Linked DNA regions of Homo sapiens: region 1 is linked to region 2. A link is a loop called in an ENCODE intact Hi-C map of the cell type or tissue named here. Cell type or tissue: heart right ventricle. All regions are shown on one strand. Each heading gives the region's core, and the rest is flanking DNA. Links, peaks and the distances in the headings are about the cores only.

Region 1 (2,815 bases), core at 286-2,785, 64 kb after region 2:
GACTCAGGGAGACGGGCTTCTCCCAGCCTGGCTTTCTCAGCGAGAGCTTCCAGCCTTGGGGCTTCCCTGGGCTGCCCTTGACCTTTTGTTTGAGAGTCCCATGTGTGCCAGACACTGTTGTTGGTGCCGGTGATACTCCAATGGGGGCAAAAAAAGAGAGAAATGCTTGTCTGCTTGGAGCTTATACTACCTCATCTCCCTCACTGGACATCATTACTAAGTGCATTATAGTATTTTGGATGATGTTAAATGCTGTGGAGAGGAGGCGGGACGAGGGCAGGGGGTGAGCAGTAGTTGGCAGGTTCGGTGGACACAGTGAAGAAAGGCTTTCGGAGAAGGTGACATTTGAGTAAAGACTCATTCCTTAGCTTGGAGCTGTGTCACTCCAGCCTCTGCCTCCCGTCTACACGTGGCTGTCTTCCTTGTGTGCATTTCTGTGTGTTCCCTCCTCTTCTAAGGGTACCAGTCATTGATTTTTTTTTTTTTTTTTTTTTTTGAGATGGAGTCTCGCTTTGTCACCCAGGCTGGAGTGCAGTGGCATGATCTTGGCTCACTGCAACCTCCACCTCCCAGGTTCAAGTGATTCTCCTGCCTCAGCCTCCTGAGTAGCCGGGATTATAGGTGCCCGCCACCACACCTGGCTAATTTTTGTATTTTTAGTAGAGACAGGGTTTCACTATGTTGGCCAGGCTGGTCTCAAACTCCTGACCTCAGGTGATCTACCCACCTCAGCCTCCCAAAGTGATGGTATTATAGGTGTGAGCCACCACACCTGGCTCAGTCATTGATTTAAGGCCTACCCCGATCTAGTCTGAGCTCAATTTAGTTATAAATTACTTCAAAGACTCTATTTCCAAATAAGGCCATGTTCTGAGGTTCTTGGTAGACATGAGTTCTAGGAGGGATGCTATTCGATCTGCTCCAGGTGCTTATCCTCTGGATAGATTTTGAAGGGAGATATGGGACAAGACAGGACATAGAGTCAAGGGTGACTGCAAGATTTTTAACTTGAGTGACTGGAAGGACTGTATCCCTGTGGCCTTGGCTGGGCTGGCCAGCTCAGCAGGCCCTCGTCCCAGAACCTCGAGCCCCGTTTCCTCGATTGTCTTTCCTCGCTGCTCTAAACCCCTTCAGTCTTTCCTTTTATTGAGCCACTATATGTCTACTTAGCATCACAATTAGGCCTCTGAGTTAGCTGCTCAAATCTTTAATTATGAGTAAAAGGGTAAGGTGCCAAGTCTGTCTGAGGACATCGGGAAAATAATTTAAGGAGCTTCATTTTTCAAAGTCCTTGGGCCTATACCCTTTCAACTAATCCTTGCAGGTGCTCTATACGGTATGCAGAGTGGGGACACATCTCATTTTGTAGATGAGAAAAGCTCAGAGACTAAATGGCTTTGGGGGATCATCGAGCAGTTGGTTCAGATCTGCATTTGAACCCCTATGGAAGAGTATTGGGGGGGCGGGATGAAGTGGATTATATAGGAAGACATCCTGCTGCATAACGTTTTACTCAGTTCAGCCAGATTTGAATAGGATAAGACAGAAAAGGTCCAACAACCATGCCCGTGCCTCCCTGACTTTACCCTTAAACCAGTAAATATTTAAATGGAGAATTTCAGGAAGACCAGGGGCATTGAAGAATCGTTGAGTCAAACTCAACATTGGAGGTCTGAACTGATCAGTTCCACTTGATTTCAGTTTCGATGACTATTGCTGAGTCATGGTCGACAAGCACTGCCAAAGTCAACACCACGGGCCTGGCCGGGGCAGCTGGCTACACAGTGGTTTGTCCCATGGGTCCCGCGTTGCCCGTTTTCTGTGTATTTCAGAAGCTGTCCCATATGGTGAGGCCATTCTTGGCCCTTACACTCTGTGTGGGGGATGTTTTTCTTTCGGAATCTAAGACAGAGAGCTTTTGTTGGGAAATTTCTTGTGAGAAATCAGAAGTATGTCTTTACTTTTTGATAGTGTGATAGCAACATCACCCCTCTTCGTGGTTTCCTTGGGCAGTTTGCTATTTGATCTGATCAGAAATTTGCTCATGATCCTAAGGGAGTGTTCTGCCAATGTAAAGTTTGCGTATGTGATTCATTAAATGTATTTTTAAAAAATTAAAATCAGGCCTCCCGGTGCCTCTGTAGAGTAATTGATGCAGGGCTCTTGCTGGTGCCTCTTGTCCTGGTGACAGTGGCCTTTCCCACAGTCATGGTGCTTCCTTTTTCTTGCATAGTCAGCTCTCAAACCAAGAATGTGAAGGATCTGTGTGAGATGTTGCAGGGTACAGTGGATTTTGTCTTTCAGCGATGATAACGAATGGTGATAGTTCCCATGGAATGTCTCCATGGTGCTTGCAGGAGGTTAAAGGGCTCAGTACGGGACCCAGACAGAGTTGGAACAGACATTTTTTAAAAACGTGTTTATGCCCAGCCAGGAATGCCAGCCCGCTCTCTCATTTTTCTTACCAGTGGGCTAAACAAATAAACAGTTCCAGTTGTGGGCAGATGGATGAGGAGATCTTGAAGAAGCCATAGAGAAAGGGAAGGGGGCGGGTGAGCCCTGATTGCTCTACGTGGGATGAGGGGTGAGAGAGCGGAGAAGGCTCTCTAGGAACGGGCTCAGGGTTTGGACTGAGACGTTGCTTCCTGCGCGTCGTGATGACTCACAATCTCCAGGTTCATGCCCTTTAGAGCAGACAGTCTGTGCATCTCAGGGTGAAGGTGGGGATAGCAGAGCGGGGTCACCCAGTAGCCAGGGCAGGTTTGGGGAGGCAAAGTGCTGTTCCCTCGATGCTGCAGTGTGGCTGGGAGGGCTG
Region 2 (2,815 bases), core at 133-2,632:
TTGATTTGCATTTCTTGGACAATTAATGATGTGGAGCATTTTTAAATGGCATTTTAAAAATATACTTGTTGGCCATTTGTCATACATATGTCTTCTTTTGAGAAATGTCTGTCTGTCTAGATCTTTTGCCCATTTTTAATTTGATTTTTTTTTTTTTTTTTTTTTTTGCAATTGAGTTGTTTGAGTTCCTTATATATTCTGGTTACTGATCTCTTGTCAGATGCATAGTTTGCAAATATTTTCCCCCATTCTTGTAGGTTGTTTTTTCACTTTGCTAATTGTTTCCTTTGCTGTACAGAAGCTTCCTGGCTTAATGTAATTCCATTTTTCTAATTTTGCTTTTGATGCCTGTGCTTTTAAAGTCTCATTCCCAAAATTTTTGCCCAGACCAATGTCCTGAAGTGTTTCCCTAATGTTTTCTTCTAGGAGTTTCATAGTTTCAGGTCTTAGATTTAGTCTTTAGTCTATTTTGATTGATGTTTATTTATGGTGAAAGATAGGGGTCTAGCTTTATGCTTCTGCATATGGTTATCTAATTTTCCCAGTCACATTTATTGAAGAGACTGTCCTTTGCCCAGTGCATGTTTTTTGTTGAAAATGAGTTGTAGCCCAGGAGTGGTGGTTCATGCCTGTAATCTCAGCACTTTGGGAGGCCGAGGCAGGCGGATCACTAGAGGTCAGGAATTCAAGACCAGCCTGACCAACATAGTGAAACCCCATCTCTAAATTAGCTGGGCGTGGTGGTGCACACCTGTAGTCCCAGCTACTCTGGAGGCTGAGGCAGGAGAATCACTTGCTGGGAGGCAGAGGTTGCAGTGAGCCAAGATTGTGCCATTACACTCCAGCCCGGGCAACAAGAGCAAAACTCCATCTCAAAAAAACAATAATAATAAAATGAGTTGTAAATGCTGTAAATGTGTGGACTTATTTCTGGTTTTCTATTCTGTTCCATTGGTCTATGTGGCTGTTTCTATGCTAGTACCATGCTGTTTTGGTTACTATGGCTTTGTAGTATATTTTGAAGTCAGGTAGTGCAGTGCCTCCAGCTTTGTTCTTGTTGTTCATGTTTGCTTTGCTATTTGGGGTCTTTTGTGGTTCTAGGACTTTTTTTTTCTATTTCTGTGCAGAATACATCTGGTATTTTGATAAGGGTTGCATTGAGTCTGTAAATTGCTTCGGGTAGTACTCTTGACATTTTAACATTAATTCTTTCAATCCATGAGCATGGGCTATCTTTGATCTTTTTGTGTCCTCCTTAATTTCCTTCATCAGTGCTTTATAGTATTCCTTGTAGAGATCTTTCATGTATTTGGTTAAATTTATTTCTAGGTATGGCCAGACGCGGTGGCTCATGCCTGTCATCCCAGCATTTTGGGAGGCTGAGGTGGGCGGATCACGAGGCCAGGAGATCGAGACCATCCTGGCTAACACGGTGAAACCCCATCTCTACTAAAAATACAAAACAAAATTAGCCGGGCATGGTGGCAGGCACCTGTAGTCTCAGCCTGGGAGGCTGAGGTGGGAGAATGGTGTGAACCCGGGAAGTGGAGCTTGCAGTGAGCCGAGATCGTGCCACTGCACTCCAGCCTGGGTGACAGAGCAAGACTCCATCTCAAAAAAAAAAAAAAAAAAAAAAAATTTAGTCCTAGGTATTTTATATTTTTGTAGCTGTGGGATTGCTTTCTTACATTCTTTTTCAGATTGTTTGCTGTTGTTGTATATAAATGCTACTAATTTTTTAATGTTGATTGTGTATCCTGCAACTTCACTGAATTTGTTTATCATTTCTAACAGGTTATTTTGGTGGTGTTTCTAAGTTTTTCTAAAATAGGTCATCTACAAACAGTAATAATTTGACTTCTTCCTTTCCAGTTTGGATGCACTTTATTTCTTTCTCTTGCCTAATTTCTCTGGCTAGGACTTCAACTTTGTCAAGAATAAAAATGGTGAAAGTGTGCATTCTTTTCTTGTTCTAGATCTTAAAGGCTTTCATTGATGACATTTTTATTAAGATCATTGCTATTGGCATTTTGAGCCAGATAATTCCTTGTTGGTGGAGGTAATGTGTCTTGTGCATTGCCAAATATTTATCAGAATCGTGGCCTCTACTCATGAGATGTCGGTTGTCACTACTAGAAATGTCTCCAGACACTTCCAAATGTCCCTTGGGATGTGGGGGGCAAAGTCAGCCCCAGTTGAGAACCATGGCCCTAGACCTCACGTAGAACAGGTGTGTCACCCTGGGGCTGTGTGGTCTTTCCAGTGGAGGCATGTTCTGGGGTATCTGTGGAATCTTCTCTGGCCTATAGGAAAGAAATAGGAAAGGCCGGGCATGGTGGCTCACACCTGTAATCCCAGCACTTGGGAGGCTGAGGCGGGCAGATCGCTTGAGCCCAGGAGTTTGAGACCAGCCTGGGCCACATGGCAAAAACGCATCTCTATAAAAAACACAACAGTTAACCAGGTGTGATGGTGCGCACCTGTAGTCCCAGGTACTCAGAAGGCTGAGGTGAGAGGATGGCTTGAGCCCGAGAGGTCGAGGCTGCAGTGAGCCAAGATTGCACCACTGTACTCTATCCTGGGCAACAAAGTGAGACCCTGTCTCAAAAAATAAAAAAAGAAATAGGAAAGGCATGACTACAAAGAAAGTCACTTGACCATGAAAACCACAAGACTTTCCACCATTCATTTACAGCTTTTCACCCTTTGTGTTTTATATATCAGATAATTATTCAGATGTGTTACCAGTTGTGATACAGAAGGGAACCATAATGGAGAGAAAAGCCAGATGTCCCTGTCCAGCCATGTCACATCC

Evidence for each region. Peaks named below come from ENCODE experiments on the same cell type or tissue, not always from the same donor. Only the 100,000 strongest peaks of a DNase experiment are listed, where the experiment ranks them.
Region 1: it touches region 2 in a loop (5-fold over the local background); 3 of 110 quality-filtered maps call a loop at or near these places.

The regions. Positions count from the first base shown.
Region 1 is chr16:73,019,512-73,022,326 of GRCh38, reverse strand. The region is part of intron 1 of ZFHX3 (zinc finger homeobox 3); the gene reads left to right. Among named protein-coding and RNA genes, the nearest start is that of ZFHX3, 27 kb to the left of the region's middle. In heart right ventricle, for the core only: no CTCF peak of the experiment used is centred there; a DNase peak (open chromatin) is centred at 1,786; H3K27ac peaks cover 2,378 bases.
Region 2 is chr16:73,083,338-73,086,152 of GRCh38, reverse strand. It overlaps a transcript of ZFHX3 not described here. Among named protein-coding and RNA genes, the nearest start is that of HCCAT5, 7.6 kb to the left of the region's middle. In heart right ventricle, for the core only: no CTCF peak of the experiment used is centred there; no DNase peak of the experiment used is centred there.